Linked DNA regions of Homo sapiens: regions 2 and 3 are each linked to region 1. The links are chromatin loops, found by intact Hi-C in ENCODE. Cell type or tissue: chondrocyte. All regions are shown on one strand.

Region 1 (8,000 bases):
TTCAGTGCTTTCTTTGTCCTCTTTCCTCAGCTATTATAATTCATCTTTATTATCTTAAAAAGAAGTCTGCATTAGGAAAGGGTGAGAGATAATGAAGTAACAGAAAAATAATCTCAAACACTTTACTATTTAAATAATAAACCTGGGTTATAGCTTATGAAACAGTGCAGTTGACCAGAAGTTCATTTCAATTCCTAATACATTTCTACCTCATAGTCTCGCTATTCTTAAACCACAAATTAATTCATTAGAAGAAGAAACCTAACCATTTCAGTGCGAAAAGTCATCTCCCGTTCCAAAGATGAGAGGTGAGAGAAATGACGATCATTTTCAAAAAGTGTTACTAAATGTAACCTAGAAAAAAATGAAGTATCATATTACAATAAGAACGAGTTTCAAAACTAACAGTAAAATAAGCAATAAGAAAGCCATAAAAAAGAAAACAATAAATTGTTATATTAATTTTATAATTTGCTTACTAACTTGTATGTTTTTCAGCATTTATAATCCAGTATGGCACACACCTGAAATTCCTTAACTCAGTGGTTTTTAAGCTTAACTGTGGCCAGGTACGTTGCCTCATGCCTGTAATCCCAGCACTTTGGGAGCCCGAGGCAGGCAGATCACTTGAGGTGAGGAGTTCGAGACCAGCCTTGCCAACATGATGAAACCCCGTCTGTACTAAAAACACAAAAATTAGCCAGCCATGGTAGTGCATGTCTGTAATCCTGGCTGCTAGGGAGGCTGAGGCAGGAGAATTGCTTGAACCCAGGAGGTGGAGGTTGCAGTAAGCAGAGATCATGCCACTGCACTCCAGCCTGGGCGACAGAGTGAGACTCTGTCTTAAAAAAAACAAACAAAAAAAAACAAAACCTCAATTGTATATCTAAAATTCTTGTGGCTTTTTTCACCCTTCCTTCCATCCCAGGCCTCCAAATCAGAACAGAGGCAGGTTAGTGTTTGTTTTTTAAGTTTCAAGTGATTCTAATGTACTGGCCTTGGGAAATACCTCCATAACTGTTGAAAAGGGTTCAGAATATAATTTTAAGTGAAATTACTTTAGATCAAAGCAGACTTACAATAAGTATAATATCACATAAAGGATAAACTTTCAAGTGCCAAAGAATACAGGTGTGTACTTGAAGACCTTTTAGTAGTGAAACTCAACAGCTGTCGGCAGTGAAGAAAGGAGCATATGTGATAAACAAAATTAGCTATGGTCAACAATTATGCTATAGCTAAGTTATGTAGTCAGACTTTCCAGTGAAGTTGAAAATAAAGCAAAGTTCCATATATTAACCCTGTTTTCCACTAACCCTTCTTTACATGTAGGCCATATGCCAGGGTACCAAAAACTGCAGGAATATTCTCTACCATTGCAGCCTCAGTTCTAACATCAAAATCTCCCTGCAGACTAAACGTCTACAGCAGCACTGTGTCAATAGAACACAGGGGCAGATCTCATACATCCCAAGGGTAGAAATCACTGAGCACAGGTAAAAATAAAATATTCCAGAAGGAAATATTATTTTACAAATTTTTATAAACACTTTTGTAAAATAATGTACACAGGCTTGCACACTGAAAGACTCAGAGCCATTTAACTCTGTACACCCACTGCAGAATCTTTATCTTCTTTTTTACCTGATTTCCAATTGGCAGGTGTTACTAAAACTTTATCACCAAAGTTATTTCACTGGCTGAGTGTTGTGGTTCATGCCTGTAATCCCAACACTTTGGGAGGCCGAGGCAGGTGGATCATTTGAGGCCAGGAGCTTGACACCAGTCTGGCCAACATGGTGAAACCTCGTCTCCACCAAAAATACAACAAATTGGCTGGGTGTGATGGTGCACACCTGTAATCCCAGCTACTTGGAAGGCTGAGGCATGAGGATCACTGGTGCCTGGGAGGCAGAGGTTGCAGTGAGTCAAGATCACGCCACTGCACTCTAGCCTGGGAGACAGAGCAAGACTCTGTCTCAAAAAAAAAAAAAAAGTTATTTCACTAGCAACATATAATTACCATAAAATAAAGGAAGGTTTTAAATGAACTACACATACAAAATACACTAGAAAAGCTAGATATTTAAAGAAACGTGTGGTGAATTATTTGGTAAAGCAAAAATATTTTAATTCATAAGTGACTATTCCCCTAATGCATCTATTTTGTAAATGCTGTTTCACATATGAGGTTTGTAAAAAAGCAAAATACATGTATAAATTGGTGCACATAAAGATGTTCTACAAATATAGCCAGAAGTTATTGTTTTACTGTATGCAAAGAGTGATGGCAATTTTTAATTCAAATGTTTTTAAATATTTCAAACTGAAACTAAATCTTACCAATGTAAAATTGCCACAAAGACAGCTGGAATAAAGAAAAAAAGGAAAGTCATTAATAGCTGCTTTATTATAAAATACCATTAAAACAAGTATTTCAAATGTATTATTTTACATGTCTAGAAAGATAGCACACAAAGCAAGACGGCCAGCTAATCCTGTCTCTAAGAGCATAGGAAAAAATCCAGGACACAAAGCAAATTCTGAACAGAGCTTACCTCTCTGCAGCAGGGCTTGACAAGCAAAGGGAGAAACTTGAGAGGGTTTTTTTACTTCAGGTAATTGGTAAGAGTGATGGAATTATGGATGATTGTGACCTTTTTTGATTTTTTTCAGTATTATTTTCTATTCCTTTATATGAAATTTTTAAAAGAAGTAAGTATATACAGTATGCTTCAGGTAGTTCTAACCAAGACGAACCACTCTAGATCAGTTTCTCTAGCATTCATCAGAAGATGATTAAATGCAGGCAATCACTTCCTCAGCAGCACATCTAAAAGCCCCAATGTGCAGCTCAACCCTTGATGAATTGCAAGCTCTTTCCAAGAGCCCAGACCTAGGAGCTACTAGATGGCCTAGGAGACTAGTCTGGAGTCACCTGTGCCAACGCCCCATGTATACATAAGACTTCACCTGGGAGCTAGGAGACACTGCTCTGGGTATGGAGCTTTTACAGGAGCTGCAAACGCAGCCTGTGCCCGTTTGGTTGGGGAACTGCTTGTTTTCAATTCCTCTGGAGAGAGAAGAGTGGGTAATAGAACAAGTTAAAACACCACAAACTTTGCTTTTCTTATAGAGGTTCAGCATCTTTTCTTGAATTAATGTCCTTTAGATTGTTGTAAACCTTTGGTTAATTTCCAAAGTTTTGAAGAAAATGATTTTGATAATTTTCCAAGTATTTTCATTGTCGTCATGGAGGAGTGCATTTCCTTGGCTATTCCAGAAGTCCCACCTCCCTTCTGAGATTTTATAATGGTATTTCTTATGGTTATCCTAAATATACTTGGCAAGTCATCTTATAAACCACCAATAATAGCCTCTTAAAAACTCAAAAATTACTTCACTTGGCTAACAACATAAATGCAAATTAATTCAATAATTATTGAAGAAATTAAATTTTTAAAAATTAAAAAATTGCAGTGTTGAAATTCTCAACCATGCTTATCCAGATCTTTTCCTATATTACTAACTGTCCTGGGCTTATCTTAAATACTTCTCGGAAGATTTACTTGTTTTATACCAGGATAGGCAAAGTATGGCCCATGGTGCATTTTTGGACTGTATGCAAGCACGGTTGCTATAATTTTTAAAAGGTTGAAAACTTTAAATGGTTGTAAAGATGCTCATTAACTGTTTATTAGGCTTCATTAATTTTAAAATATACAGAGACTATCCTGTTCAACTATATTTGTATCCTATTTCTAATTCTCCCAACAATTATATACACTGGCAAAAACTCTTCAGATGATATATAAGGAAAAGGTCAAATATACTACCAAATTCATCCAGCTTTCCAAAGATGCTCAAAATCTTTCTGTGTCTCTCACTCCCTCCCTTAACCCACATACCACATCTGAAAAAAAATGATATGGTGTAACGATGCCAGTATTCTAAATGCTTGAAGGGCTTATCACATGCCCTTTCCAAGCTGTGACAGAAGAATGTCCCCTGGACCACGGCATCCTATCAATCTCACCTCTGAAGGTGACCCAGCCTCATACTTCACTGAAACAAAGACCATTAGACACCAACACTCCCAACTTCTTTTATTTCCACTTTAACATTTCTCCATATAGTAATCCTCACTTTTCTACTCCCTGCCATCTCAGAAAAGGAATTCTCTCTCCTCTTTTCCACAGTTAGCTTCTCAAATTTGTACCTTTAATTCTACCCCTCCCAAATATTGCAAGACTTGCTCCACTAATTATTTCCTCTCTTGGAATCTTAATCTCATCATCTTCTCTTGATCCTTCCCCTCAGCCTTTAAAACTCCTAGACCTTAAAACACTCTCTGCGATCTGACAGCCCTTCAAACCAATATACTCCCTATCTCTCTCTCTCCCCTGGTTCAATGACAAGATCTTTGGCCAACTTCTTTCTACTCGGACCTTGCTATTATTTCCTACTAGGCACCCACAAACCCTTGCTTGTTAAACTGATCTCCTTCAAGACTCAAGAAAAGCGCCATGCGGCTCCCTCCTAGGGCTCTCCTGCCCTCTCCTCACCGATGCCGAGAGTGGTTCTGCTGGAGAACCGCCGCGCCTGCAGTTCCTGCACCTTTTCCCGGAGCTGCGCCAGGGAATTACGGACGAACTGGAAGGGGCCGAGAAGAAAGGTCTTGGCCACCACCTCTAGCTCCAAGCCTTTTCGCTCTTTCAGACTTTGGATCCTCCCCGGGGAGGACCTCCAGGAGCCCCTTGGCAGTTTCCCGCCGCCTAGGGCCGACTTTTCCATCTCCTCCTCTACCTCCGGCTCCCGGGCGAGGGAGGCCCCGCGCCGCCCCTTAGACTGGCTGCGGCCGGAAGATTGCAGCCGCTTTGAGCTTACTCCTTGTTTTCTCATAATCAAGGAGTATGGTGGAGCTGGGTCAATTTCAGGCACAGCCCAGCCGAGTCAGGCGAGGTCCAGAGAGACCTGACTCGCCTGGCAGCCTCAACGGACTTGTCCCCGCAGCCGTTGCGGACCTCCCGGTCGTCATGGCGACTGTGAAATGTGGGGTGGGGCGCATGCGTTGGAAGCCATTCGCGCGGGCAGTCCCTGAGTGTCCCCTCACGTGCTCCCCAGCGCGAGCAGCACCCCCGCCTCTGCGCTTCCCAGAGCGTGCAGCTTCCGGTGAGGGCAGCCCCACGCACAGCCCCCCACACCCTCCCCAGCGCCTGCAGCCTCCGGTGCGCGCAGGCCCCAAGCCCACATGCGCAGTCCTCACCTTGCGCGCAGCCCCATGTACAGCCCCGGACGGGCTCCCAGCCCCACTGGCGCAGAACCCATCACCGCTTGCCCTTCACGCGCTTCATTGGGAGTGCAGCCCCCACCCCGAGCGCGCAGCTCCACGCAGCCTCTCCACACTCTCCCCAGCGCCTGCAGCACCCCCAGTGCGCACAGCTCTGCCAGTCGCTTCCCCGGGCGCCGCCCCTGCACCACTTCGGCCCATAACCTTGCGGCGACTGTCTGAAGAACTTCCCGTGGTTTCATTCTTTTCTTCGGGTTTAGTCTTAGCTGTGACATTTTAACCAAAAGATTACACGTTAATTAACGAGGTATTAAAGGGAAAGATCTCAGCTGAAAGAAATGACTGTAGGAAGTGTGTCAGGGAAGCCAACGGAACCGCCGGCCCGCCGGCGGTGCGCCCGGCATTAGGAACGTCTCTACTCCCCTACGATCGCTGAGGTATCGGACAGTCAGTGCCCGTTGCCAACGCAGAGGGAACGGGCCGAGACTGCGGGCAACAAGTGGCAGAGCCGGCGTGAGTCCGGTGGGTCTGATCCCAGAGCCTCAGGTTGACGCCACTTCCTTGGCACGGGACAGCGTTTACTGAATCTTAGAGCAAAATGCTTTTCCAATAAGGTTCCTCAGAAGTCATCAGCCCTAGGAGCGGTGTGCTCAAGCGCTTTCAGCACCAGCCAGGACCAACTAAGAGGGGAGCGCTTAGCTCCCAGTCACCGCACAGCCCTACAAGAGGCCAAAGCGGCTGGCACAGATGCACTGGGGCCACTGACATTTTCCATGTCCTCTGTCACGGGCCACATGCTGGAGCCCACACCGCTTCACTTCCCATCTGTTTGATGATGGATCACATTGAACTCCCATACCCTAACTGACCAATCTAAAGCCTGGCTCATTGTGGCCAGGTTAATTTTTCCTGATGCAACACAGCACAAAAATGTTCGTGGCCCACAAATCAAGTCCTAGGCTTGCTCACCAATGCCTTCAATATTTGCCCAATATACCTTTTCAACTTTAATTTCCCACTTCCTCGGGCACAAAATCTTCCATCTCAGTCATTTCAGGTAAAGTCCACAACCTGAGACATCATAACTGCTGAATTCCTTTATTCATGTGGAAAAGCCATCCCTTGGCTTTTGCATCCTTTTCTCCCTGCCCATCTGAATGCTGTCACCTTCCAAGCCCCAGCCCATTTCTCCAGCCCATATTAATTATGCTTTTTCTGAAGGTCTAGAGCACTTAACTGACAGTACTATTTATCTTCTCACTCAGTTAAATTCAGTAAGTGCTACTACTGCTCATTTTTTGTTTTGGGAGATTTTTTTCAAGCAGCATTTCTGCATTCCTGGCATTGTGTTTGGTGCTCAAAATGTTTTCTCACTTAATCATGCAATGACTGTATGCAAATTTTAAAATCAAGCATCAGGATGTAGTTATTTGCCCAAGTTTTAACAGCTAATAAATTCTATCTATCCAATACTGCATTTAAAATACAAAGTATTTACGGTGGTTAAGAAGAATATATTCTTGAATGGCTAGGCAAACTCAAAGCACCTTATTTTAAAATATGACTGTTTTAATGTGTTTTGGAACAATAAGTGAAGTGGAGTGATTGTTTTTCTTTTTGGTCAGTTTGGTTTTTCTGGAGTTTCCAATTGCCTTTTGCATCACTTGGTGTCCTGATGGGATACAAAATGCTCTTACCCATGGTCTAGCCCTTGAAAGTACAAATCTGGTCATTTTTATCATTTAAAAAATTAATCTTTTTATAAGAATGTTCATTGTGCTATTATTTATATCGTTAAAAAATAGAAGTGGCCTCAGTATCAAACACTAAGTTATGAAACATTCATATAGTGAAGCATTACAGCCACTAAAGTCATTTTGCATGGATATTTAATGATATAGGAAAATAGTCATGATATAATGTTAAAGGAAAAAAGAAGCAGGATATATTTTATGATTCATATGTTTAGTAAACACATAAAATTAACTGTGTGCCATGTGCTGCTCTAAATCTTTTACACAGGGGACTCATATAGGAAGATTACCAATGTATGACCTTGAGCTAGTAATTTAGCCACTCTAGGATTAATTTCCTCATCTGAAAAATGAAGACAGTTATATTTGTCTTACTGATGGTATGATTGAATGAATTAATGCTTGTAAAGCATCAAAAACACAGCACATGCTTAAACAAATGTTCCTTTATTATGTTCTAGACCGGCCATCCTATAGTGCAGTAGTGAGGATTTTTAGGTTGGTGCAAAAGTTGTTGCTATTTTTGCCAACACTTCCAATTAATATTTTGCTCACTTGGTTTCTTTGTCATCAAGTGATATGTTAGTAATTATTAAACAGTAATACATGTTTTAGGTTCATTAGTTAACTGAGAGATAGTTGCCTAAATCATTATGTATCTACTCCTACTAAGGAGAGGAGTAGATTTGTGTATAAGAGGGAAATCATGACACTTAGTTTTATGTGCAGTTGAATAGAATCATGGATGTTTTCATGTTTTTACAGCTTCTGTAACAGTGGTCACTTATTTTGACCTCATTATTTTGAATGGTTATTTGAGTCACATTTTAGCTGTATACTAACTAATCACTATAATGACTAATAACTTAAAGCAGTTACGTTGATAATTTAATCTATGATTAATTGACAATTAAAATAGCACATTATAATTAGATAAGATGCAATATATTCTTGCA
Region 2 (8,000 bases), 99 kb after region 1:
TATCCTGCTTGGATTTTTATTTGAATTTATTAAAATCTATATATCAATTAGGGAATGATTGATATGTTAATTAAGTCTTTCAATCCATGAACAGAGTTATCACTCTTCATTTATTTATTTAGGTCTTTCATTTTTGTTTTGTTCTTTAGTGTTTTTTATTTTTATTTTTTCTTTGAGACAGGGTCTGGCTGTGTCACCAAGGCTGGAGTGCAATGACACAATCACAGCTCACTGCAACCTTAGCCTCCCAAACTCAAACCATCTCCCTATCTCAGCATCCTGAGTAGCCGGGACTACAGGCGTGCACCACTACGCTTGGCTAATTTTTGTATTTTTGGTAGAGACGGGGTTTCACCATGTTGCCCAGGCAGGTAGTGTTTTCTTTAGTGCTCAGCATACATATCCTGGATACTTTTAAGTTAGAGTTATACTTAAATTCTTTCTTTTTGAGGGGACAGGGAACTATTATAAATTGTATAGTTATTAATATTTTTTCCATTTACAACCATACATTGCTAGTGTATAGAAATATGGGACTGGCCACAGTGGCTTATACCTGTAATCCCAGCACTTTGGGAGGCCGAGATAAGAGGATCACTTGAGCCCAGGAGTTCGAGACCAGCCTGGGCAACAAAACAAGGCCCCCATCTCTTCAAAAAATTTTAAAAATTAGCTGGGCATAGTGGCATGCACCTGTAGTCCCAGCTACTCAGGAGGCTGGGGCAAGAAGATCATTTGAGCCCAGAAGTTCTTGGGTCCAGTGAGCTATGATCATGCCACTGCACTCTAGCCTGGGTGACAGAGTGAGATACTGTCAAGAAAGGAAAAAGAGAGACAGAGGGGAAAAGAAAGAAAGAAAGAAAGAGAGAAAGAAAGAAAGAAAGAAAGAAAGAAAGAAAGAAAGAAAGAAAGAAAGAAAGAAAGAGAGAAAGAAAGAGAAAGAAAGAAAGAAAGAAGGAAAAAGAAAGAAAGAAAGAAAGAAAAGAAAGAAAGTGAGAGAGAGAGAAAGAGACAGAAAGAGAAAGAGAAATAAAGAAAGAGAGAAAGAGAAAGGAAAAGAAAAGAAAAGGAAGGAAGGAAGGGGAAGGAAGGAAGGAGAAGGAGAAAGAAAGAAAGAAAGAAAGAAAGAAAGAAAGAAAGAAAGAAAGAAGCAGAAAGAAAGAAAGGAAGGAAGGAGAGAGAAAGAAAGAGAGAGGAAGGAAGGAAAAGAGAACAGAAAAGAAGAAAGGAGGAAAGGAAAGGAAAGAAGGAAAAGAAAAATGAGATGCCACATTTTGTAGTGAAACTTTTTCAGAGGAAAGTATAGAATGGTGATCAGACTCAAAACCACACCACTTAAAGCAATTGGAGAAATTTTAGCTCATACAGGAGACTCAGGGAGATAAAATAGACTATCATGGGTGGCTTCAAATATTTGAAATACTGTGAGTAACTTTACGAGTTATATATGTATTTTAGGAAGATAAAGTCCCAATGAAGTTTAACATTAATAGGAGATTAATAAGAAAATAAGAACTTCAACAACCTAATATTTTAAAAGATCAATCTGTCAAAAACTGAAACTCTCAGAAAATATGAGCTGTGAACATCTTGTCAGACTTTTCCATCAGAAATCAGTCAACAATTAAACAGCCTACACTAACGAATCTGTACTTATGCATTATTATTTATAAAGTCTTTCATATGGACTTGGTATTCTTCAAAAGGAATCTTAATGCTGGGAAGACAGAATCAGAAACTGTGAAGGGTCTGAGGTTTTACCTTACTTGTAAGCTAATAAATCAGCCTGCCACAGTTCCACAGATGCTGGCAGAAGACCCAAGACTCCTGGGTCAAAGACCAAGGCACAGCAAGTAGCCTAAGGATCATGTTTCATGCCAGTTCCCCTTGCCTCTACCTCTGCCAGGCAAGCCAGAGGGCTCCAAGTGGATGCTGCTCACGCAGTGGGTTTGCCTCACAGCTGAGGATCCTTGAGCTTGGGAAACCCAAATCTTTTATGATGGGCAGTAAGCCTGCTTGAACTTTTCGCCCCGAAGAAAATCATTCTTTATGATACTGGGCAGTAAATAACCTTGCTTTTTTTTCTCCAGAGGAAGACACTACCTCCATCTTCCAAGGCTCTTTGCTAACAAACATCCTTGAGAAAACAGTCCAGAACAAAGATGGCCCAACGCCTTTCCTCACAAGACATACAGAAACATGACAGACCCATGGAAAATTGTTGAAAGAGAAGAAGGAAGGAAAACAGGGAGGGAGGGAGGGAGGGAGGGAGGGAGGGAGGGAGGGAGGAAGGAAGGAAGGAAGGAAGGAAGGAACAAAAGAAGGAAGGAAGGGGAAAAAAGGATGAAAGGAAGGAAGGAAGGAAGGAAAGAAGGAAGGAAGGGGAAAAAAGGATGAAAGGAAGGAAGGAAGGGTTTACAGCAGTGGAAAGTTTTTATATACACATGCCAAAGGGAAAAAATTACCTCTAGAAATAAACATTGCCTAAATTGAACTTGTTCATATGTATAGAATAGAATTGATGTGAGACCAGACAGCAATATAGCACAGATCTGTTTATGTATCTGAACAGAAAAATAATAATAGAGAATAGGTTATTCAATGAATGGTTGCTGAAGATACATTTATCTTCAGCTCCATGAACAAGTTCAAACCAGATTATATTATCTCAGATATACACAGTAATAGGGGTCCCCCCTCCCTCTCTGGCTTTTGCAAAAAATGGCAATACAATTGTCCTAAAATCTTTGTAAGATCCAAGCTTGATTCTAAACAGCCTTTATACAGGCAAGACTGGGCATATTTTAAGGCCTGATGGAAATAAAACTAAAGAGATCTATTTAGGATGAAAAATGAGCAGAGGATAAAGGAGCTGTATATAAGCAGCACTGTTGACAATATTTTGCATAGTTAGTGGATACCATACCAGCAATATTGGCAGTGGCAAGAGACCCTTGGCACCAATATTAATATTAATATTAGTACCACTTGTATCAATATGGCAGGGAAGTGTCAGTGTAGACCTCTCCCAGCAGCAGTAATGAAGGCAACTTCACTGAGCTTTACCTAGGTGTTTCATACAGAAGACGAAGATGGCACCACGGCAAACCAAGGTGAAGGAGGAGGTGAATAACAAAGGCTACGGGGGAAGAGATATTTGTAGCAGGAATATCAAGGAGGAGACAAGCGTTCATGCAAAGTGATAGTGGCAGAGCCAAGAAATCTTTCTTTTTTAAAATTGTTATTATTAATTCACTTTGCCCACTTGATTGGTGTAACCTGAGAAACATGGTTTACTTATGAAAGAGTGACCTTGGCTAGGCATGTAGCTCACATTTATAATCGCAGCACTTTGGGAGGCTGAGGTGGGAGGACTGCATGAGCCCAGAAGCTCAAGACCAGCCTAAGCAACATAGAGAGACCCCATCTCTTAAAAAAAAAAATTTAACTAGCTGGACATGGTGGCACTTGCCTATAGTCCCAGCTACTCAAGAGGCTGAGGTGGGAGGATTGCCTGAGCCCAGGAAGTCAAGGCTGCAGTGAGCCATGATCACACCACTGCACTACAGCCTGGATAACAGAACAAGACCCGGTCTCAAAATTAAAATTAAAATTAAATTAAATTAAAAAATGACCTCACAAAAAAAAGAATTTAAAAAAAGGGACATCATTTGTGAACACAGGTATCCTTAATAACAAACCTAGAATCAACCTTATAACATTCTTTTTTTAACCTGCAAGCAAACATCTCCAATTCACAGATACATAAGCATACAATTTTTATGTGTAATATAATTTTTTAGTAATGTGTACATTTATATTAGCATATATCAGAAATCTCTAATATAAAGATAGTGGTATGCATGTGGTTAAAATTCTACCTACAGCTCCCTCCTCTGTTCACTTTCTTTAAATGCAGTTTTTAAAAACTGCATTTTGGAATAATTCATCTTGACAGTATTGTTTTATCCAAAAATTTTCAGTGATTTTTTTTTTGGACAGTGCCACCTTTATTAACCTTTCTCTTTTGCTGACTCAAGAAGCTACGATGTCAGAGCAAGGAGCACAAAATCTACTACAAAATGTATTTAAATTTCCCACATCAAAACCCCCAACATTTATTTGAATCATAGATAAATTTCAAGCCTATACTATTTTTGTTTAAACTAGAAAATTGGGTCATATGATTCAGATATCATTTGTTCAGGCTGACTGTGTGACATGTTTTGCACATAGCTACATACATACTTGGGACATGAATTATGCCAACTGTTGTTCAAACGTTACCCATAGTAACTTTTAAGACAATAAGCAAGGAGAGTCCGGTCTGAAGCTATTGAGTTGGCTGTGCGGGTATTACCACAGTGTCAGAGACATAGCTTGCCATTTTGCCACAAAGAAATTTCATTTGAAGGCCAGGCATGGTGGCTCACACCTTTAATCCCAGCACTATGAGAGGCCAAGGCAGGAGGATCACTTGATTCCAGGAGTTTAAGACCAGCCTGAGCAACGTGGCAAAACCCCGCCTCTACAAAACATACCAAAAAAAAAAAAAAAATTAGCCAGGTATGGTGGCATGCACCTGTGGTCCCAGCTACTCAGGACGTTGAGATGCGAGGATCACTTGAGCCTCCCAAAAAGAAAAAATGAATTAAAAAAAAAGAAAGAAAACTAATTTGAGCAGGAACTCTGTTTTGCTCACAGCAGGTGCCCCATGACTAAAAATAGTAATGAGCACATAATCATTGTTTGATAAATGTTTGTTGAATGAATAAATGAATGATTAAGACCATACAGCAGATTCCCACTGCCTTCAGGGTACAGACAAAACTCTTAATTATTGAATACTTGGTTTGCAAGGGCCTCTGTAACTCTGTCTCTTGAAGGTACCACTAATTTCTGTCCTGGAAAGTAAAATGGCTTTGCTCCACACAGTTCTTGGACATTCCAGAAACACATCTACAATCTCTTGCTTGGTTACTAAAATAGATAGGTCACCACATTGTGAGTAGATTTTACCATATTAATTTTCTGTTAGCAAACTCATTCATAAGCTCTTGTCAGGCTTCTCCAAATATCATCATATCAGGCAGGGGAAGCTAAGTAAGGCTGAGGTAACAAGTAATCCTAAAATCTTAGTGGCCCATAAAAACAGAGGTTAATTTTTCTTGTTTGTGGCATATGTCGATGGCTGATCAGCAGGACGGCTCTGTTCATAATAGAGACACTTAGTGCAGCAGCACCCAGCTGAGGGAACAGAAACCATCTAGAAAGTAGCAATCACAGTGACCTGTGGGCAAGAGTATGGCAGAGTATGTGCAGGCTCCTGAAGCTCTGCCGGTAGTGCCACATGGATGCTTCCGCTCAAAATTTCATTAGCCAAAGCAAGTCATGTGGCCACGCCTGAGATCAAGCAATAGGGCAAGCATGTGTAATTCTCCTGTGAGCAGGCGACACAAATATTGTGAACAGTAACACGTCCTACCCCTGCCGATACACTGCATCATGTCAAGTCAGTAATTTCGTGGCATCTGGTTCTAAACCCATATTATCCTCACAAAGAGTAGGAAGAAAAAGATCAAAATATACCATTTTGTTTTTATTTTGACAATTAGAGAAATATGAGCTAAATGTTATTTTCATTAAAACACAACTTACAAAAACTATTCAAGAATTTAAAGTTTCAGAGTTCCTTCCAAGTTATTGGAGAAGACAAAAGTAAATTAAACTTAAACTTATGTAGCAAAATATCAAAAACAAAAGAAAGAGCAAGGATACATAAAAAATATGAAGCTTAGCAAAAACTAGTGATTACATGTAGCAATTACAACCTCAAACACAAAAGGTATAAAATCTCATAATGAAAGGCAAATACTAGTTAAAGAGTAAGAACCAACCATGTGCTGCTTGAGAGACAAATCTAAAGTAAAATAAAACCAAAAAAACATAAAAATAAAGGAATGGAAGATCCAATTTGTAAACACAAACAGAAAGCTGTCATAATCTGTTTGGACTGCTATAACAAACCACAATATACTGGGTAGCTTAAATAATCAATGTTTATTTCCCAGTTCTAAAGGCTGAGAAGTCCAAGATCAAGGTAACAGCAGATTCAGTGTCTGGGGAGAGACAACTTCTTGATTGAGATAGCCATCTTTTCAGAAGGGATGGGGGAGCTCTCTAAGGTCTTTGTCATAAGGGCACTAATTCCATTTATAAGGGCCTAACCCTCATGACCTAATCACCTTCTAAAGGCCCGACCTCCTAATACCATCATATTGGAGATTAGGATTTCAACATATAAATTCTGTGAAGACACAAACATTCAGTCTATCACAAAAGCCAACAGGGAAATATTAATTCAGGTAGAGTTTAAATCAAAAAGAATTAAATGGAATAAATGGGGTAATATTACAATAAGAAAAATAAAAATTCACAATGGAGAGAAAATAGTTATTAACTAATACATATCAAGTATGTCCCTTACAGAACAGGAGATATAACTTCAGGCCTGTGTGAAGCAAGGGAGTAGAAGTGAACCTCTTGCATAATATCTAGAATATCAGTTTATCCCACTCATGAAAAATGGGGAATTCTTCCAAGAGCACTAGGAGGATATAAATTAGTTTGTGAGCTGCTCAGAAACTTGGAAGAAAATAAAACCCACCTAGAAAAATAGAAAGACCTGTTTAGATTAAGAATCAAAACCTAAGAAAAATATTAAAATTAATCCAGGTAAATAAATTATAGTACCTTCCCATATTGAAATATTATACAGCTATGAGAATGATGATCAACACCACCACACACAAATACAGATGAACCTCACAAGTTCAATGTGGAATGAATGAAGCTATTCAGAAAACCACATGATCGACAATGTTCAAAGGCAGTATGGTGATTACTCTTGTGCAGTGTGAAGGTGGTATTGGCTGAAGGGAATCTCAGTGGGGCTTCTGAGGAGCTGGTGATATTCTATTTCTTGATGTAGGTGCAAGTCACAGAACAGTGTTCACTTTGTGAAAATGCATTAAGCTCTACATTTATATTGTCCTTTTCCATATGGATATTACATTTTATACTTTAGTAAATATGCATATTATATGTTATACTTCAGTTTTAAAAAAAAAGAGAAAAACTGGTGCTGATCTATTGAAACTCAATGAAAAACGAAACCCACTCTCTGGAGACACTTTCACAGCTCAGGGCAATTTTCATTTGTCCTAAATCCAGGACAAATGAAACTCTCTCAGGAAAAAAAAACCATCTTTACCAATGATGAACTCACAAGGAAAAAAATACCAACATTCAAATATGAAAAACACCAACAGCAGTATTGATAAAACAGTACTGTGCAAACAAATTTTTTTATGTTTTTAGGTCCCAAAAAGAACACCAGAAAAACCTGTTGATCAATCAAAACTAAGTTTATTAGGTTTCCTAAAATAACAAAGGACACAAACTTGATAGTCTGAGTAGGGTCTCAGATGAGGAAAATCAAGACAGGATTACTCACAGTATTTGAGGGTCTGGGCAAGATGATTTTAAGGTAGGTCTTGAGAGCAGGAAACTGGTTGGGCTTGGGTAGAATTCATGGCATAACAGCTTTGGATAATCAAACAGTGAGACTAGGATAATGAGGCAAGTTCTTGATAAGTGTTATATGTAAAATGTTTATTTAGAAACAGAATGCTTGTTCCCTGGTGCTCCAAAGAAATAGCACTTGAACATAAATTTAATTGTCTCAGCAAAGCCATTTTTATTTTCTGCAGAAAGGGTGCTCACCACAGATGGAACAATGGTGAGAGGATACCTGAACAAAGGAGGGAAGAAATTTTTATCCCTTACACAGTTTGTCCCTGCTACTGTGTCCTGTCTCCATTGGCTGGAGCCAGACCTCACAATCTAAATTAAAACCCAATTGGCTAACAGTTTAAAACTTTTCTAAATAGGTAAAAGTAACGGAAAGACAAAGGAAAAGACGAAGTTGCTTATGCCAA
Region 3 (8,000 bases), 250 kb before region 1:
AGAAAAAAAACCTTACAGGAGAGAGAATGACAGAGGGGACAGAGGAAGTCAAAGAGAGAGAGTCAAAGAGAGAGAGAGAGAGAGAGAGAGAAAGAGAGAGCCAAAGAGAGAGAGAGAAAGAGAGAAACAGAGAGAGACAAAGAGAGAGGGAGAGGCAAAGGGAGAGAAAGAGGACAAAACAAATGTTTCCAATTAAAAATAGGTCATCTCAAAAGAGAATGTCCCAAATAGGAAAAAGAACAAAAGTCATATATAAAAGCAAATCAGCTAATATTAAATTTCTGTTAATTCTGGAAGCAGGGACAAATCTATTAGGAAGAAATTTAATGCTAGAACTAGGCTTAGGCCTCCAAATCAATCATGGAAAATTCCACCTCTCCCTATTGCTCACCACTGCAGATGAAGAACACATTCATCCCAAGATATGGCCAAAAGACAGGAATTGAGGAAAGTTACAGATTCCTCCAGTTTATGTTTACTTAAAAACCCCTGGGGGAATAGTAAAGAGAAAGCAATGTACCCTATTCCTTTAAAAGCCAGGGTAAATTTAAAACCTATAATTGATAATTGAATGTCTTCTCCGTGTGGGCTTCTTAACCCTGTATGTCTCCCTATAACACTCCAATACTGCCTGTAAAGAAGCCAGATGGGTCATACCACTTAGTGCAAGACCTTAGAGCTATTAATCAAATAGTCCAAACTACCCACCTTGTTGTTCCCAATCCTTATACTATTATCGGTAGGATCCCCAGTCACCACTGGTTTACAGTAGTAGATTTAAAAGATGCCTTCTGGACTTGGTTGTTGGCAGAGGACAGCCAGGATCTATTTGCCTTTGAGTGAGAAGATCCTCACTCTGGTCGAAAATAGCAAGACCAATAGACAGTCTTACCCCAAGGGTTTACAGAATCTCCAAATTTATTTAGTCAAATATTAGAACAAGTCATTTAATTGCAAAGACAAACAGAGAATTGAGCTTAAGAGATTGAAGGTATCATATCCTTGCCTCTGCCGGAGACAAACAAGAACTTCGAAAATTTTAGGATTGGTCGGGTACTGTTGTCTATGGATAGACTCTTATATCCTAAAAACAAAACCCTTATATAAAAAAAGCTCACGCAAGACGAGCCAAACCCCCTCATTTGGCAATTACCAGAAAGCCAATAGGTGGAAAGATTAAAACATCTGTTAGTAACTGCCCGTGTCCTAGCTTTACCCTCCTTAAGCAGCCATTCTATTTTTTGGTCAGTGTAAACAAGGGCATAGCCTTAGATGTACATGCCCAAAAGCACGGAGGCCACTGACAACCCATAGCCTTCCTATAAAAATCCTTCATCCAGTAACCCACAGATTTGCCCAAATGCATTCAATCTGTAGTGAATTTGCTAACAGAAGAAAGTAGAAAAATAACTTTTAGAGGAAACCTCATTGTGAGCACACCTCACCAGGTCAGAACTATCCTAAGTCAAAAAAGCAAAAAGGTAGCTTACTGACTCAAGAATCTCAAAGTATGAGGCTATTCTGTTATGAAAAGATGATATAACATTAACAACTGATAATTCACTTAACCCGGCAGGTTTCCTAATAGCAGATCTAAATCTAAAGAGAGAGCACACATGAAGATGTATGGTTATCCTTTCATGCTCCTATAAAGTAATCTAGAATGAATGGAGTCAGGAGTCATGGATTCTAATATGGACTCATAAGTAAGCTATATCCTTAAAACCTGAATCAGAAAGAAATTTTGTAAGAGATATATACTCTAGAGCATAAGGAATTTCTTTTTTCTAAAACTTATTTAGAAATGTTGGCTTTCCCTGCACTTCAAGGTGCCTGTGTAGAGCTATGAAGGCATCCAGAAAGGAACATTCAATGAGATGGATCAACAAGGTTGTGAAATGAAAAAAAAAAATAATCTCCTTAGCTCAGACTTAAGCCCTGACCAGCACAGGGGAGAAAGAAGTAAGTTTCCCTCTACTCTTCATATTTCTTAATTGGGACAGATCCTTATAACCAAAGACAAATTAACAAGAGGAAAAAAAGTTTATTATCTTATATATCTCATGTATACACGGGAGATAAAGAAATGAGAAAATCTCAAAAAGGTGGCTTTGAATTCAGCCTTAAATACCATCTTTAGCTGAAAGAAAGGTGTTTATGGTACTAGTTATGGGGAGGTGACCAGGAAAAGCAGAGTAAACCAATGTAAGTTTTGTTAGTGTTAGATATGAGTTCTAAATTTCTCTTCAAGGAATCAATATGTCAGTATGTTCAATTATTTGTCTTCTACTTTTAAACTTAACTTCCTCATAAAGCAACCTTTTTCGATGACCTGCTCCACCCTAACTCATTCCCATTACCAGTTCCACCCCGACTCATTCCAATTCCCTGCTCCACTCTGACTCATTCCGATTACCTGCTCCACTCTGACTCATTCTGATTGCCTACTCCACCCTGACTCATTCCAATTACCTGCTCATTCTCCGCCCAGACTCATTCTGATTTCCTGCTCTGCCATAACCATTTTTCCCGCCAAACAACTTACCCAGTCACTCTCTTTAAATTAGCCAGTCGGAATTAGTTTAGCCTCTGCGGTCTAACCCTAGCCAATAGAGGAACAACACAGCAGCAGGGGCCATGTGTGTCAGGGATAAGAACCCCTTCCCCTCCCTTGTCCAAGTGTGCGCTCACCATTGCTCCATCTGTAAGGGCGCACCCTTCTATAGAAGCACATTGCCTTGCTGAGAATTAAAAAGAAAATTTTATATTTGAGTGCATTTCTTTTGTGGCACTGAAACTTTATTTATTACATTGGGCAGATTTAAGTCAGTGCCTTCTTCATAGGTAAGAATGTCTAGTGATTTAGAGCCATCTTTCTCTTGCTAGTGCAAAGAGGAAACTCCCTTACAAATGGAGATTTCCCTTATAGATGTAAATTTCTCTTACAAATGGTAACTTCTGCTCTGTTTTTAAGCTTCTCCTGTGTCTATAGTTTCTCCAAAGAATTAACTCAAAATAATTCTTAAGCCAAAGAAGCATATTTTGGGGTGGCATATTCTGGTCTCCAACACTAAGACCCACTTTCTGATAATAATAAGAGATAATTTCTTATTAAACATACTTTAGGTCAATGTTTAGAGGTCTTTTGAGAGCCATGGAAAGGATACACATATTAAAGTTTCTGAGAAGGCTTAACTTTAAGTAACCTATTTTACTTTATTTTTTAAAAGCTGCTTTTGAGTATGATTAGTCTTCTTGACATCAATTCCTTAAGATAAAGGAGCTTCCCAAATGGTGTAGTTTCCCCAATAATCAGGAGTGGCTCAGATATCAATCAAGATCAAGACATTTTTTAAAAAACATTTTCATTCACGTAGGGGGTTCTAGAAATCTGCGGGCTGGGCTGATCAAGAAAAAACATGTGACCACGAGGTGGCAGTAGCACACACATCTTTACTGAGCAGCACTTCACTTTGACGGATTTACATGGTGAGGAAGTCCCTCACAGCAGGAGTCTATCTGGAGGCTACAGCTTGATAACTACTCACAAAGGGAGGAGAGCAAGGGAACTCTAGAGGAAGAGGGAAATTAAATAGGTGGTTATGTGTCTAGGCAATGTCAGCAGCACAACAGGGACTCTCCAAATACAGAGTTCCAAAGGGACTGTAGCTTACGGTCTTTATGGCTCCAGGCTTATCTTACAATTTGCTAGCAGACATTGGGCACAGTTTCACAGAATATTCGAAACAGGCAGGCTCTAAATGGCTAAAAATGTGCTATTTGGTGTTTGTTTCAAACAGTTGGATGTGTAAATATTAGAATTTGCTCTGCTGCTCAGCCTGCACTAAAGAAATATTAAATAGCCAAGTGATCAATATACAGAAGCTATCTGTCTTAGTCTATTTGTGCTGCTATAACAAAATACTACAGACTGGGTGATTTATAATGAACAGAAATGTATTTGCCTCATTATTCTGGAGGCTGGGAAGTTCACGATTGAGGGTCCACATATAGTGAGAGCCTCGTTGCTGTGTCATAACATGGTGAGAGAGAGAGAGAGAAAGAAGGAAGCCAAACTCATCCTTTTATTAGGAACACACCCCCTTGATAACCAACCAAATAACAGCATTAATCCACTCATGAGGGCAAAGCCTTCATAACCTAATCACCTCTTAAAGGTGCCACCTCTAAAAACTGTTGCACTAGGGATTAAGTTTCCAGCACATGAAATTGGAGGACACATTCAAACTATAGCATTATCTTTGGCTCATTTACATCACAAGTCATATCACACTAATAGCCATTAGAAGTAGTTCTAATCTATTTGTCCTAAACTTATTTCTCCTTCATTTTAAGGTGTCCTGCAAATATACTAGTTCAGATATAACAAGATTTGATGAATCAATCATTAAAAATGGAATGAACAGAGGCTCTGAAGTCAGATCTGGGGTGTGAGTCTAGGAAATTGCTTACCATTTCTTAGTCCCAATGTCTTCCTCTGTGAAATGACAATAATAGTGTCTTGGCTTATGAAGCTGTTGTGAATATTAAATTTGATTATATAAGCAACTAGCTTAGCATTAGTGCTTAATATATTTTCATTTCCTTTTTCTGTTATCATTATTTTGGCTTTATTTATATTTCCTAGTCTTTCTTGGTTCCTCTCAACTCTCTTCACTAAAGACCCTAATATTTGAAGTCAGTCTTCATTGAACAACCCCTTCAGGCACACTGTCTTGAATCAAAGAGATAATTGTAATTGTCACTTTTCTTGACCCTATCCAACAATATCATAAGTTTCTTGAATTGCAGAAATCAAGGTTGCCCAAGGAGTTTCTAGTAGTAGCCACTAAACCTAACCTCAACTCCTTGTACTTGCCATTATTTCATTATTTGAAAGGAGATTTGCACATGTTTATGTGTACTTTCCAGTAAAGGTTCTGATCAGGGTTACAGTTTTGTTGCCCTTCTTAGCTATAGCAGAATATTCAGCTGAGAACAGTTTCTCATGATTCAGAATCCTGCTCTGGGTAATAACTGAGGGCTTAAGACATTTCATCTTTGAATATAACCACAGTTGTTTTCCCCTAAATGTCCTTCCTTTCCTTCCCCCACTGGCACACATCTAACACTTTTCACTCTGGGATATTCCTGTCACTTGGATATTCCTTTTTCAAAAAGAGATTGGTACCCTCTGTATCCATGGAAATTACATTACATCACTCTCTGAAATAAAACTAGTGTCAAAGGAACTTGATAACGTTGCTTAAATTCATCTGGTCAGTTGATTGATCCGGTTTGTTCTCTTTAAGTCATCCTATCTACGACTAAATAAAATGGCCCCTAATCCATTCATTTATTCAAAAATATTTGGAGTGCCTGCTGTGTGCTAGCTACTGTTCTAGGCACTGGGAATATTGAAGTGAATGAGGTAGAAGTCTTGATCTCATGGACTTTAGTTTCTAGTGATGAGAGACTGACAGTAGACAAGTCAACATAAAACTAAACAAGATGGTTTCAACCAAGGATAAATGCCTGAACTGTTGTGTATCTGACAAGGAAGGAAAGAATCAGAGAGGAAACAAAAAGTTTAGAAAATTGCAGGGACTCTACGCCTTTCCCAGAGAAAGTCAAAGTGGGATGTCAGAGGTTATAGGACCCTAGACAGATCTGAAGACTTAGGAAAATAAGATCCATGTCCCTTTCCTGAATAGGGCACAGAAAAGAGGGAAGACTACAGAATTTCCCCCAGGCCCTGCATGTTTCAAGAACAAAAGAAATGTCCATTTCTGATGTCCATGTAGATGGTCTGAGACACCACAAAAATGCAGAGGTGCAGAGAGGGCATTAATATGCCATAGGTCATTGGCAGGCCAAAGAAGCCTTGAAATTGGAGCATGGAGCTTGACCTTGGGAGATGCTTTTTTATTCTACTTTGGAATCTTACTTTAAACCCCAGATGGTGTGATATAGGAAACAACTCCACCATTACAAAAAAATTTACTCCTACATTGTGCATAGTGCTAAAGTAGAATGGAAAACAGAAAAAAAATACTGAAGGATTAAAAGCAACCCTGTGGAAAATTAGAAACAACAGTTGCCCAATTAAACTTCAACTCATGTAGAAGTGCTTGTGAAGTTGACCTTCATAAAGATAGCTGCCTGTACACGTTCCATGATTTTTACAAAGGAAAAGGCGTTTTTTTCCAGTCCCCTTTAGAAGCGCACAAAGCTTTAAATGTACAAACATTTTAAACCACCCACATACACTCCTACCTAGATAATTAATTCTTAAATCCATTAGATTAACTCAACCATGGCCAAGGGTGAATAATTGCTTGTGATTTTACAGATAAACTGAGTTTCTTTGGTGCTGAAGCTAAAATACCATTATTGGAGCAAGGACCCTGGCAGAGGACTGAAAGAGGACAGTGCCTGCACACTGGGAGCTCTGAGTCACTTTCCATACTCTTCCTTTCTTTCTTCTCTCTTGATTCTCTAGTCTTGAAGTCCAGTGAAATAGTATTGCTAAAGTCAAAAATCCTCAGAAAAGCCAACAATATTTACAAGTTTGCAGAGTTAATATGTGTGAGTTTTGTTTGTTTGCAGAAGAAAAAAGATTAAAACATAATAAAAGAAAACAAAAAACCAAACAAATATCCACTCCTGAAGAAATAGGAAATGAATATGATGAGTGGGCAGAACCAAGTCATGGTATCATAAAAATAAAATTTGTTGTATCCTGTAGAAAAGAAAAAGTAAACAATTGGAGAGGACAATGACACTATTGTATGTGAGAAAATACTTAAGTATATATCTTTTTATTCACTATCCTTCATAATCAAGAAGGGCTTTTGAAACACATTTAGTTTTTTTTCTACCTTTGAGCTTATTATTTTTATGGCTAATGATGACTTTTCTAACATTTACAATTTTGTTACACATATTTTGAAGTTGAAAACTCTGGAAATAAAGAAATTAATTTTTAAATATGCTTTTTCAAAAAAGACTCCAACGCATGGTTTAACAACCTTGAAAGACAAGTATGACAGGCTTATAAATATGGAAGAACACCAGTCTTCTATTAGAGATAGCAATAGATTGTGTCATTGTAAAGATAGACACCTGCCTACAAGCTCCGACCCTGGAAGAATTCATTTTCAACCACTGAAAGCAGAGAATTCAACTAGTGAATGTTCGAATCAGCATATGAGAAACATAAATGGAATTTAGTTATGATTTCAGGCCCTTTGCCTCTAGGTGCTTGAAGTACGTACTATGTTCAGGTTTCTACCAATTCTGTGACTTGGCAAAGTCTATCCATTCTTCATAGATTTTACTAGCTCTCCAGAGACTTGACTCATGGTTTCTTCTGCCTCCTAGTCCTGGTAGACTGTGTTGCTTCAGATGCCAAATAGAACTCTTCACTCTTCTCTGGGTTAAAACCATTCCTAGCACACATATTGCAATGACAAGATGCATATATGGGAATCATTAAAAGATCAACATTATTATGGAATATTTAGCTTTCAATTTTCTCTTTCTGTCCTTTTCTCACTTTACCTCCTTCTCTCTTTCAGGAATAAAGTGAATCCCTCTCTATGCCTCATGTAGAACAACTAAACAACTATTTTTATTGCTTAAGAATCCTTTAGGGTCTCGTTCTGCACAGCAATGACTTATTAAAGTATGCCTTCCATACAAGCAATTTGTTCCCCAAAAGAGAACCTCTGGGAGTTAAATTTTCTATCTTACTATATAAATATGCTTTACACATCACTCAAGAGTTTACTAAGCTGCTAGTATCTGCCAGACACTTCCTACTATGTGCTGTTCCCTATTCTAAGCACTGGGGATGTGGCGGGAAAGAAGACAGATAAAGTTGCTGCCCTCATAAAGATGATGTCTCATGTGTATGGGGTGGGGAGGGATGATAGATGACAAACACAGACATCTGCAAACATATGCACAGATATAATGCAGTTCCACATAGCAATCAT

The links. Peaks named below come from ENCODE experiments on the same cell type or tissue, not always from the same donor. Only the 100,000 strongest peaks of a DNase experiment are listed, where the experiment ranks them.
Region 2: a loop joins it to region 1, with 2.7 times the contacts of the local background. A loop is called at or near these places in 6 of 110 quality-filtered maps.
Region 3: a loop joins it to region 1, with 3.0 times the contacts of the local background. A loop is called at or near these places in 7 of 110 quality-filtered maps.

Annotation. Positions count from the first base shown.
Region 1 is chr12:63,663,492-63,671,491 of GRCh38, forward strand. DPY19L2 (dpy-19 like 2) reads right to left here and starts at 5,002. Exons shown (of 22, transcript NM_173812.5): 1 at 4,566-5,002; 2 at 2,344-2,368; 3 at 267-354. The coding sequence starts at 4,902. RefSeq lists enhancers at 4,899-4,958, 5,408-5,909, 5,910-6,409. In chondrocyte, CTCF peaks have their summits at 4,681, 4,881 and 5,081; a DNase peak (open chromatin) is centred at 5,110.
Region 2 is chr12:63,762,810-63,770,809 of GRCh38, forward strand. No RefSeq gene overlaps it. Among named protein-coding and RNA genes, the nearest start is that of RXYLT1, 13 kb to the right of the region's middle. In chondrocyte, CTCF peaks have their summits at 3,886 and 4,086; no DNase peak of the experiment used is centred here.
Region 3 is chr12:63,416,880-63,424,879 of GRCh38, forward strand. No RefSeq gene overlaps it. Among named protein-coding and RNA genes, the nearest start is that of LINC03056, 47 kb to the left of the region's middle. RefSeq lists an enhancer at 1,625-2,824 and silencers at 3,349-3,398, 3,459-3,518. In chondrocyte, CTCF peaks have their summits at 3,423 (motif pointing right) and 3,642; no DNase peak of the experiment used is centred here.